Regions from separate parts of the Homo sapiens genome. Here all the other regions are linked to region 1. Evidence: chromatin contacts called from ENCODE Hi-C or POLR2A ChIA-PET data. All regions are on one chromosome and are shown on one strand. The core of a region is the stretch at or near the end of the contact, and the rest is flanking DNA. Distances in the headings are between cores, read along the strand shown.

Region 1 (3,645 bases), core at 687-3,186:
CTTACCAACACCTGAGCCATGTTCCCTGGCACATCCAATTCCTCCTCCCATGCTGCAGTGCACACAGCCCGTGCGCTGGCCCTCACCAGCCCCTGCCACCTGCGGTGCACCTAGCCTGGTGCGGTGGGGGTTCACTATTGTGCATGCAAATCCCTTTTTCTCATTCCCTGAGTTCCTGCAGGACAAGAAATCCTCCAGAAAGATAATAATACCAGATCATTTAATAAGCACTTAGTGTGTGCAAAGGACATCCATGACATCAGTAAATCCTCACAACAGTTCTCTGAAGTGGCTCCATCATTACCTTCATTTTACAGGCAAGAAGCCAAGACTGAGAAGGAATCAGTAACTTTCTCCTACTTTATATGGCCTCTCAAAGACAAAAAGTTTCTTCGCTTTCTGTTTGTAATTATGTCCTTGGACCTAGACCCCCTGGTTCCCAAGTGCAAATGGGCCTAGAACATTTGCAGCTGTGATTTCACAGACTCCCACCAGCCACCCATTGTATTACGGTCCCATTTTACAGGGAGGGGAAGGGGCTGCCCCACATCACACTGCTTAGGAGCTGTGGGGCCAGGATTTGAACCAGGCCTGGCTCTTTCCACCACATCACAGCATGTCTGTGGGTACATTGTCAGGAGGAGGGGGAGGGAAAGGAGGAAGGAGAGTAAGAAGAAAAGGACAAGAAAAAAACAGCCAGATTCAGCACCTCGAAGGGCTTTTTCTAGAAGAACATCAGCTGTGTCCTGACTCACACAATGCCTATCCGTTCAATTCCAGGGACAGGGAATATTTGCTTTTCCCTTCAGGCTCTGATCTCCCAGCTCTTGGAAGCTCCCACACAGGGATGTGGAAAACACGATTATTCCAGGCATCGAGCTATGGGAACAGAACCCCGACCTTGGCTGTTAAATACACCTATGGAGAAGCTTCCAGAAGCCCAGCAGTGGGGTGTGTTGGGGAGGAGATGCATCAAAACGAAATGCCTCAGGCAGCCTGATCCCCTTTCGTCAGCCTCCTCCCCTCTCAGCTTGGGCCTTCCCAGGTCTAAACCCTTCTCCCCAGACAGACAGCCTGACTCTCCTGACTCTCCGACTGGCCAGCGAAGACCTTGGCCATCCTTTCAGGAGCATGTGGGCCTGCTTAGGAGGGCTGGGCCGGCCTAACTGAGTTCACATCCATGCTCTGCCCCAGCCAGCAGAGGACCTGCCCTCCCCACTGGGCTTCCTAAGGGTGCCTCTCACATACCAAACTTTACGTGAATGTGCCCCCTGTAGCTGCACGATGGGGATGCCCCCTTCTGAGCCTCCCCCTCGTGGCCCCTACGTGGGCCCTGTAAGACCACACCCTCCCTCAGCCCTTAGGAGGCTGCATCCTGGCATCTTAGCTCTGAGCTGGGGTTTCCAGTGTGATGGGGTCTAGTGTGGTGGGTGAGTTCCCTCCAGCTGAGGGGACAGGCCTGCCTGTGCTGTGGGATCTTGGGCAAGTTACATACCCTCTCTGAACCTCAGTTTCTGCAGCTTCGAAGGAAGAGGGGTGTCAAATTGTGTCAGAAAGTGGCTGGCATATAGCAGGTGCTAAATGTTTTTTAGGAGTATTCTAGACCCTGCTACACCAGCTACCCCTCGCCCATGCCCTCCCCTGTCCCATCTGGGCCAGGGGCTGCCTCCATCCTCCTACAACCTCCTGGGCCTCCCGTGCCACCTCAGTGAGCCTGCCCTGCGACACTGTCAGCAGCATCTGCAGGTGACGCGGCGCATCCCCGGCTCCCAACACAGGGTCTACCAAACAGGAGAGTCTTAGTGTGTACACCCCTCACCCACACCCAGCGTGGAATTTCTGGCATTAGCACACCTCCCTTCCACAAAGAATGAACCGGAGTGGTGATCTGCTGGTGGGGTCGTGCCAGGCCTCGGGGCTGGCCCAGGCCCCCGCCCCTTGCTTGTCTTGGTTCCCAGTCAAGAGCGCTGGCCCCAGGCCTGGGAGGCTGACCGACCTCAGACTCCAAGGGGAAAGCCACACTTTTGCTCAACTCCCAGGAGCAGCCCCGCATTCCAGGAGGGGCGTGGGAAGCACCAAGCCTTCCCCAACTGAGCTGAGCGGGGAGCTGCCTGCAGCCACGCTGGCCCCCCCAGCCTCAACGCTGGCCCAAGCCCACTTTGGGTTCCCCAGGGACAACCACCCCACCTCAGAGGGATGGAGATGGGGCTCTGAGAGATTGCCACGGCCACCCCAGGAAAGAAACACCAGGATGTTCCCAGGAACCCTCTCTGGCTTCCCCATCTGCCCGCAGTTTCCCACGCTGACTCCGTCTCCTTTTTCTGGTGCCACCCCACCCCTGATCAGCACAAAAAGAGTTCCCTACATGACTCTGAGCAATGGCAGACTCCCTTCTGCCTCTGTCCCTCTGACAGGTGGTCCCAGGGCTGTCTAGAACCTACTCCAGGGCCATCCCTCCCGGCTGACCTTGCTATCTTTCCACCCTGGAGTTATTTCATCTGGAGGTGTTATGAATACAGACCCGGCTTGGGGGAGCCTCCCGCAAGGTACTACCCGAGCTGGACCTTAGATGCTGGACAGCCCTTGGCAGGCAGAAGCTCCTCCTGAGCACTCCCTGCAGAAAGGAGCTGCCCAAACGCAGAAGCTGATGGGCCCCGTGCTGGAGGAGCCCTCCAGGGTGGGGGCAAAGGTCCCAAGAGACATTTGCCTTCTGCAACAAACCAGCCTTTCTCCAAGAGGTTCACACGACCCTGCTGGCTGGCGCTCCTGAGCAGGCTTCCTCCCACAGGGCAAGCTCCCCTTGGCCTCCCAGGAAAGGATGGACGGACAGGCAAAGGGCAATGAAACGGCCTGGGCTGGGAGTGATCCTGGGTAAGGGCCCCGTCCCCTCGGGCTTCCCTTTCCGCGCCCTCACCATAAGGGAGTGAAACTGAAAGTCCTGAAGTTCAGGGAGGTGGCTCGCCAGGCTCCTCGGCAGAAGGCGCGGGGATTGGACGGTTTCTTTCTAGAAGATGGAGCACTGTCGCTCTCTAGTGGCCACGGTGAGAAGTGGCAAAGACCTGAGCAGAAAGACATTGGTCAAGGTCCAGGTGCTGGACAGATTTACACCCCCTACCATCCCCCCGAGCGCATCCTGCAGAAGCCGCAACGACCGGGAAGCCAGACTCCTGCAAATGGCCTTGTGGATCTGGGTAACCTTGAGGAGGCACGTCAGGGTGACATTGAGTCTGGGTCTGGGGTCAAGTCTGCGTTTGGGGGTGGACTGGAGCTGAGGGTGTGGTGGGCTGGGGCTGGGGCTGGGAAAGGATCTCCCCGCCCCTGCAATGCTGGGAGGATGGCACATGGACACGACGTTTCTTTACTCCGGTCCTACTGACCTGACCCGCTCCGTTTAACCCGCACGTCTGACCCTGTGCCGGGCACATTAGAATAAAACAAGTAGGGGAGGAAAATGCAATATTTTTAAACCCTCAAAGATAGACAGAAATGACAATGCAGCTAAAACTGCACCTTTGGCCATCAAAAAAAAAAAAGTGCCTCCCCAGTGCTTGAGATATTTATGCCCCAGCTGGTTCAAAAGAAGTTTGCTCTGGGGCAGGGCACGGTGGCTCACGTCTGCACTTCTGGAGGCCGAGGTAGGTGGAT
Region 2 (3,645 bases), core at 824-3,323, 240 kb after region 1:
AGCGATTCTCCTGCCTCAGCCTCCCTAGTAGCCGGGACTACAGGTGTGTGCCACCAGGCTTGGCTAATTTTTGTATTTTTAGTAGAGATGGGGTTTCACCATGTTGGCCAGGTTGGTCTTGAACTCCTCACCTCAAGTGATCCTCCCACCTCGGCCTCCCTAAGTGCTGGGATTACAGGCGTGAGCCACCACATCCGGCCTTGTACAAATTTTAACAAGAAATATTACAGGGGTGATTTTGATAAGGCATTCACTTTTTCATTCCTTCAAGTTTTTAACCTAGGGCAATGGGCGTTTGGACACCACTATCAAGCGTGGTCTTGGGCTCTTGTTTTAAAAATGCAAATTCTGAGCTCCACCCTTGACCCATTTGGCGGGATGCTCCTGGAAAGAGGTCCAGGTGTCTTTTTATTCCAAATGATTCGACTGCTTCTGACATCTGAGAACCATTACAGGGTTGAACAGAGGGATGTTGGAGTCTTCATGGACTGGGCTCTGCGGCTGCAGGACTTTTCTCGGGTTTTCAGAGGAACCTACTCAAAACAATTCAAGAAGCACTTCCTTTGCTTACTGAGATATGGCTTTGGCAGGAAGGGGCAGGGAGGGAGTGTCAGGGCAGTGAATGCTGTCTGCATTCCCAGCCTTCTTACAGAAGAGGACTGACTCGACTCTGCGACCAGGCTTAGAACCCACAGGCCTAAATTTCTGTGTTATTTTAGCTCTGTAGTCCGTGACCCGAGATTGTGGAAGGCCCATGAGCTTCCTGTAAGCATCCCAGAAGGCCCAGGAGAGTTCATACCTTTCCTGAGTGATATTTGGCAGCTCTGGGCCAGCATTCTATCAGCCCAGCATTGGATTCCAGTTACCTCACGCTTATCAGCAGCTGATTCATCTGTGCTTTCATTCATGCCCCTGTCCAATCATCCTTCCATCCGTTCATTCATTCAGTAAGCATTTGCCACGGTCCACTTGGTACCAGGCCCTGCACGGGGCTCTGGGGACACAGAGTTGAGTAAGGCTCCATCCCTGCCTTCAGCAGCTCCCCCATCCAGGAAGAACTGATCTGCCGTTGATTTCTTTCCCCATTCTCAGTTCATCAGTGCTTCATTGGTGCAGTTTTTCTGGTTGATAGGCTCTTTTCTTTTTAATACTGAAACCTAGTTTGTTTTAAAAGTAAAACTATTCAGACAATGTCAGAGGATGTACAATGAAATGGGATCTTTCTCAAATCCTGCCTTCCTCCCCAGAAGCTAAAGCTGCCCGTGGTTCCTTGGGCATCTTTCCAGATAATTCTCCTATATATTTACATGGATACAGAGTGTCTCCTCCTCCCCCAATCCATGGACACATGTGTATCCTGTCCCATGACTTGGTTCTTTTCCCTGTTGGAGAATAGCTGCTCCTAGCACCCACACTTTTTTTTTTTTTTTTTTTGAGACAGAGTCTTGCTCTATCGCCCAGGCTGGAGTGCAGTGGCATGACCTTAGCTCACTGCAACCTCCGCCTCCCAGGTTCAAGCGATTCTCCTGCCTCAGCCTCCTGAGTAGCTGGGATTACAGGCACCTGCCACCACGCCTGGCTAATTTTTGAATTTTTAGTAGAGACGGGGTTTCACCATCTTGGGCAGGCTGGTCTCGAACTCCTGACTGCAGATGATCCACCCACCTCGGCCTCCCAAAGTGCTGGGATTACAGGCGTGAGCCACCACGCCTGGCCAACACTCACTCTTTCATGGTTGCTCTATTGATGGACATTTGGGTTGTTTCCAGAATTTTAATGATGTGCACAGTGCAGGAGGAAAGATCCTGATGGATAGAGTCTCCCAATTCCCGGTATCCAAGGGGAGAAGATGAAGAGCAGTTGGTTGGTGGTAAAACTGGGGAATGAGCCCCCTGCCGTGCCCAGGGAATTTAGGCTTAGGATTGAAATGACATAGAGCTGTCAGCGGGCAGTGCCCGTCCCCCTGCTTCATTCTGCTGTGTCCTTCCCGCAGCCCTGGCCTCCCACGACTACATCCTGAAGATTGTGCCCACGGTTTATGAGGACAAGAGTGGCAAGCAGCGGTACTCCTACCAGTACACGGTGGCCAACAAGGTGCGCGGGCGGTGGCTGGGCCGAGCTGTGTGCGGCGGCGCCCTCTGCTGACGGAGAGCAGAGATGACAGGCGGCTGCACCGACGCACTTTCTTCTGATTCCTTTCTGGAGGCCTTTCCTGGGGGTTAGCTTGGGCCAGGCGCTGTCCCTGGGTAAAATTGAAAAGCCCAGTCCCTGCCATGTGGCAGTCTCAGAGTCAAGGAGAACAGATCTAACCAGGAGATAGGGTGTGATGCGTTTGACAAAGAGCAGGTAGTCTCTGTCCTACAAAGGTCCTGGGGTTGCAGGTCTCAAACAGCCCTGCATCTGGTCCGAGTCCTTCAGACACAGACCCCTGGGTGCTCAACACAGACAGACACTCCTGCTCTCAGGGCACAGGCACTTTACCCAAACTCATGAGGCTACTGAGTCACACCAAGATGGCTGTTGATTAATTTGCTGTTGATTGACAGGGGTGTCCCCAGGACCCCAACACTCAAAGTCATGGAGAAGACGCCAGGCCTTAGTGGGCAGCAGAGCATGGTCAGAGTCTGCAGAGTGGGATGACCCAGCAATTAGTGGTCTCAAGACAAGACAGCCTTGGGCTTCCCTGGGGGTATCCCACCAATGGGACATGAATACTTGAAACCTGTTGGTTGAAATGCCCCTGCTAGACCCTGGCGGATGGGTTTTTCCCACTTACCACCAGGACTGTCCTTTTTCTTCTGTTCCAAGGCTGCCCAAACCCCTTATAAGTGATACCTGTTTAGCTCAGTTAATTATAACAACAGTAGGAGGCATAGCTGTCACTCATTGAGTACTTCCTGGGGGCTAGACATGCTAAGCTCTCTTCTTCCGTCTTCTCAATCATCATGACAGCTCTGATGTTGAGACTGTTATTGAGCCCATTTTGTTGATTTGACCATTGAGGCACTGAGAGGTGGTTGTAGAGCTATAAAGTGGCTGAGTGGGGATTAGAACAGGTTTTCCTTGGGCTCCAGAGCCTGGCTTCTTGATCACCTCACGCCTCGGTCTGAGGAAGGGGCTGTGAGTCTGCCCACCTGCGAGCTGCTCTCTGTCCAATGACTTAGTCCCTCTGTTCTGACTCACCCTAAATTGATGTTCCCGGGAGCCCCTGTTTCTTTTATTCACTGTTTCACAGGGGGCATCTCATTGTAACCCTCACATGCTCATAGCAGCTAACAGATGGAAAAGCACAGATGCAAGCTCAGGACCACGCTGCAGTTCAAATTCCAGCTCAGTCATTCACTAGCTATTGACCCCGGACATGTCACATAGCCACTGTGTGCCTCAGTTTACTCATTCATAAAATGGAGATGATACTTTATAAGAGTGCTGTCACATGAGGCAATGTTTTCAAAAATGCCTAGCCCACCAAAAAAAAAAAGCCTTTAGGTAAGTGATACTGACTGCTGCTATTTTTCACTCTTTTTCTCTGTCCCTCAGCTCTGGGTTGTGACCCAGACAGTCATCCTGCCCCAGCAGCTCTCCTGGAGAAAGCTGGTCTTCCCTTGCACAAAGCTCCTTTTCCCAATGCTTTGGCAAGGCCCA
Region 3 (3,645 bases), core at 569-3,068, 140 kb before region 1:
GTCTCCCCAAGAAGGAGTCCAGTCTTCCCTGTGGAGCTCATGACAGTATTCCCTGGGAACACAAGCCGCGCAGAGGAGACGCCCCGGGAGTTAACAAAGGCACTGAACTATTTAGCTTAATCTCTGACTTCTCTCTCTTGACCTCTCCTCCAACCAAGTAGATAAATGGCCTCGCTCTGTTCAGTGCTTGGCTCGGGTCACAATAAATCAGCTGGCTGTGTATGCATGCACGCTTACTCTCCCAAGCTGAGGCCAGCCTTCCTGTGATAAACCACCAGTATTTATTCCAGTCTGTCCTGTGTGTGTCCTGGAAACAGAAATAATTTGGGGTTGGGGTGTGTTTTCAGGTTCATGCTCTGCTCTTCTTATCCCACAGAGTTTGACAGAGCTAAGCCAAGCCAGAGTTACGCTGACACACAAAAATGACACAGGCTAAATCACAAACCCTGCAAAGGCTGCTGAGTTTCATCATCCCCGTCCCAAAGGCAAGCCCCTCTTCCCTTGAGTAAGGATACCTAATGTGTGTCAGGGGATTCACCAGATGCAGACAGGAACCAAGCCCCATCCTGCCCTAGAAGAGCCTGCAGGCCGGTGAGGAGGGCAGACAACTTTCACCCAGGACAAAAGTTGCTAAGAGAATAAAGAGACATCACATTTTCTTGAGTACTCACTATGCACCAGGAGTTGTTCCAAGATCCCAATTAGCAGTAACGCATTTAAACCTCAGAGCAGCTCAACATGGTAGAGGTGTGTTCCCATCCACAGCACTGCACTGACACCAGACAGCCTGGGAGGGCTGTGGGAGCCAGACTGGGTATGACTCTGTGGCCTGGGGTCAGATGTCTGCAGCTTCCCAGAGAAGAACACACTTGATTGAGCCTTGTTGGGGTGAAGAAGCACCTGACAAGTGGAAAATAATTCCAGGCAGAAGGACCAGTGTGGGCCAAGAAAGGCACATGTGGTCCTGTGGTGTACTCTCAACCACCCAGGTCCTATTATCGTGCCCATTTTCAGAGATCAGTGAGGTTGAGCAAGTTGCCCAGGGACACACAGGAGACTGTTCAGATTTTCACTCCTGGTCACCAACTACTGGGTCTACTGCCTCCAGACAATGCAGGTCACAGGGGCACATCATATGGGACCTCCTGGAGGGCTCGTTCTCATCTCAGATGTCAGGAGGCACGGCCCAGAACGTGCAGGGCCCTGAGATCTGTGCTCAGCGGCTTGGACTGGAGGCTGAGTAGACCAGTTGTGAGCAGGCTCTGGAGGCTATGGCCCCAGCAGCCCTAGTGGCTTAGCAGGAAGACCACAGCCTGCACCAGCCACTCACTTCCAGACCCCACACCAGAGGCCCCTGAAAGGGGGCAGGATGTGCCTCTGGACTTGCAGACACCCACCCCCCATGACAGTCCTCCAGGGGCCCATCAATCCCCACAGCCTTTCCTTCTTCTTCAAGGGCCTCCGCCCTAGAGAGGGACTTTTTCGTGAGAAAACAGAGGTGCCTTACCCCACCCAGTTCCCCTTCCACACTGGGAAGGCAGGGCTCGGAAGGCAGGGCTCAGACCGCAGGGAGGGATGGAGAAGGGGGAGCTCGGAGGCTGCTGGAATGAACTGGGCTGGGGGTGGGAGGCATTTCTGTAAAGGAGGACTCGAGGCCTCCAGGGGCTGGGGCGGGAGGCAGTCAGGCTGCTCGAGATTCTGGCCACTTGGCGCAGTCATATTTCAGAGCCTCGGCTTCCTCACCTGTAACCTGGGGACAGTGGTCGTTCCTTGAGGCACGCCAGGAGGGGAGAATGAAGCGGAATATGGAAAGGGCCTCCCCTTTAGTAGCTGTTCCCGGCACAAGGAGTTTGGGTGGTGGGTCCCCGGGAGGACCTATTTATTGTTAGTATGAGCCATGACGGCAATCATCTAGCAATGCCTGCTGCGGCACGAGACCAGAATGGCGGACACGGTGGAGAAAGGCAGCCCTGGTTGAACTCAGCCGCACGGGGCTGTTTTCCTTCTGCTGGTGGCTGCGGCTGGGGGGTGGAGGGGGCGGGTGGGGGCTGAGCTCAGCTCTTAGCTGGAGATGTCTCAGCATCTGATGTGACACTGCTGTTGTTTTTGGCTTCACATCCAAGACTCTTTCGCGGCTAATTACTCACTGTCTTGGGAGACTGGCCCAGGAACCTGAGAAAGGAGAGAGGAGAGAGAGTGCCGGTTTCTGTTTTGCAACCAGTTAAGGAGGCAGCAGTGCTGGGACCCATGGACCTGGCTGGAAGGAATAAAGTCTTTTGCACGCTCTCAGCTTTATTGAGATATAATCCACGTACAATAAAATTCACAGTTTGGATAAACCTACTAAAAACCTACAAAACCCACAAAACCAAAAAATCATCACCCCCCCCCATCAAGATTTAGAATCTCTCCAATAACATTTCCTCTTGCCCCATCTGTCAATACCCACTCTGCCCTAACTAATCACTAATCTGCCTTCTGTCACTATGTGTTGGTTTCACCTTTTCTAAAATTTTATATGGATGAAATCACCTAGGATGGACTCTTTGGCATCAGGCTATTTTCATGCCACGAAATGTTTCTGAGATTCACCTACATTGCTGAGTGAATCACAGGTCCATTCCTTTTTTTTTTTTTCTTTCGAGATGGAGTCTTGCTTTGTCGCCCAGTCTGGAGTGCAGTGGCGCGATCTCGACTCACTGCAACCTCCGCCTCCCAGGTTCAAGCAATTCTCCTGCCTCAGCCTCCCGAGTCGCTGGGATTATAGGGACCCACCACCACGCCTGGCTAATTTTTGTATTTTTAGTAGCTGGGATGACAGGCGTGCACCCCTACACGCGGTTAATTTTTGTATTCTTAGTAGAGATAGGGTTTCACCATATTGGCCAGGCTGGTCTCGAACTCCCAACCTCAAGTGATCCACCCCCCCCGGGCCTCCCAAAGTGCTGAGATAACAGGCGTGAGCCATCACACCCGGCCGGGTCCATTCCTTTTTAGTGCCAAGTTGTATTGCATTTATGTGGACACGACACAATTAATTTACTCATTCATTTACTAATAACCATTTTAGGTTGTTTCCAGTCTTTGGGTGAACATATGCTCTCATTTCTCTTGAGTAAATACCAGGAGAGTAAATATCAGTGGAGTTATTAGTGCATATTATAAATGTATGTTTAGTTTTATAAGGAACTTCCAGTCTTTTCCCAAAGAGGCTGTACATTTTACACTCCCATCAGCAATGTCTAAGAGTTCTAGTTACTCCATATCCTTGCCATCACTTGATATTGGAAATCTTTTAAATTTTAGCCATGTTGTTAGTAGGGGTTAGTAGGTATCTTACTGTGGTTTCAATTTGCATTTCTCCGGTGATTAATAATGTTAAGTATCTTTTCACAGGCTTGCATCTCATATGGGATTTTGAAAATGAAATGTGGGGAGTCTTGAACCAAGGCCTTGACACTCCCATGAGAAGACCTTGGAAATTTGGGAGGGGATTAGAGGATCATGTGCCATTATCCCTACCTCTCCTAACCTAACTTTTAAAACTGGAATGGTTTATTACATGAGTAATATACATAAATGTATTCATCTTGCAAGAATAGGAAAAATGTCTTATGTAAGACTTGAGACTCCCATGAATGCACT

Evidence for each region. Hi-C counts contacts between places; a loop is a spot of excess contacts on that map. ChIA-PET counts read pairs that join two places held with the same protein, here RNA polymerase II (POLR2A). Pooled maps may share reads with other maps.
Region 2: a loop to region 1 is called in a pooled map, with 2.6 times the contacts of the local background. The contact joins two enhancer-like sites. A Hi-C loop is called at or near these places in 3 of 168 maps with a recorded cell type or tissue (GM13977 and motor neuron) and 2 of 50 pooled maps. POLR2A ChIA-PET finds 5 or more read pairs at or near these places in 5 of 52 experiments (K562, MCF 10A, T-cell and 2 more).
Region 3: a loop to region 1 is called in a map of sigmoid colon, with 5 times the contacts of the local background. The contact joins the promoter of LINC01944 here to the enhancer-like site in region 1. A Hi-C loop is called at or near these places in 11 of 168 maps with a recorded cell type or tissue (Calu3, Right ventricle myocardium inferior, cardiac septum and 8 more) and 16 of 50 pooled maps. POLR2A ChIA-PET finds 5 or more read pairs at or near these places in 1 of 52 experiments (BJ).

What each region holds. Positions count from the first base shown.
Region 1 is chr5:172,694,662-172,698,306 of GRCh38, forward strand. It overlaps LOC107986479 (a long non-coding RNA gene), which reads right to left. Exons shown (of 3, transcript XR_001742997.1): 2 at 2,915-3,059. Among named protein-coding and RNA genes, the nearest start is that of MIR5003, 34 kb to the left of the region's middle. RefSeq lists enhancers at 2,986-3,145, 3,216-3,275. Within about 2 kb of position 1,937, at least 13 of the 41 ENCODE cell types and tissues checked have a DNase peak (open chromatin) inside an H3K27ac peak, as active enhancers do; they include heart left ventricle, heart right ventricle, ovary and 1 more, where a contact is called at or near this core.
Region 2 is chr5:172,930,443-172,934,087 of GRCh38, forward strand. ERGIC1 (endoplasmic reticulum-golgi intermediate compartment 1) reads left to right here. Exons shown (of 10, transcript NM_001031711.3): 8 at 1,994-2,094. Among named protein-coding and RNA genes, the nearest start is that of MIR10523, 17 kb to the left of the region's middle. RefSeq lists a silencer at 868-937 and an enhancer at 1,885-1,954. Within about 2 kb of position 2,074, at least 21 of the 41 ENCODE cell types and tissues checked have a DNase peak (open chromatin) inside an H3K27ac peak, as active enhancers do.
Region 3 is chr5:172,557,196-172,560,840 of GRCh38, forward strand. It overlaps LINC01944 (long intergenic non-protein coding RNA 1944), which reads right to left and starts at 1,819. Exons shown (of 3, transcript NR_146726.1): 1 at 1,744-1,819; 2 at 672-900; 3 at 1-307.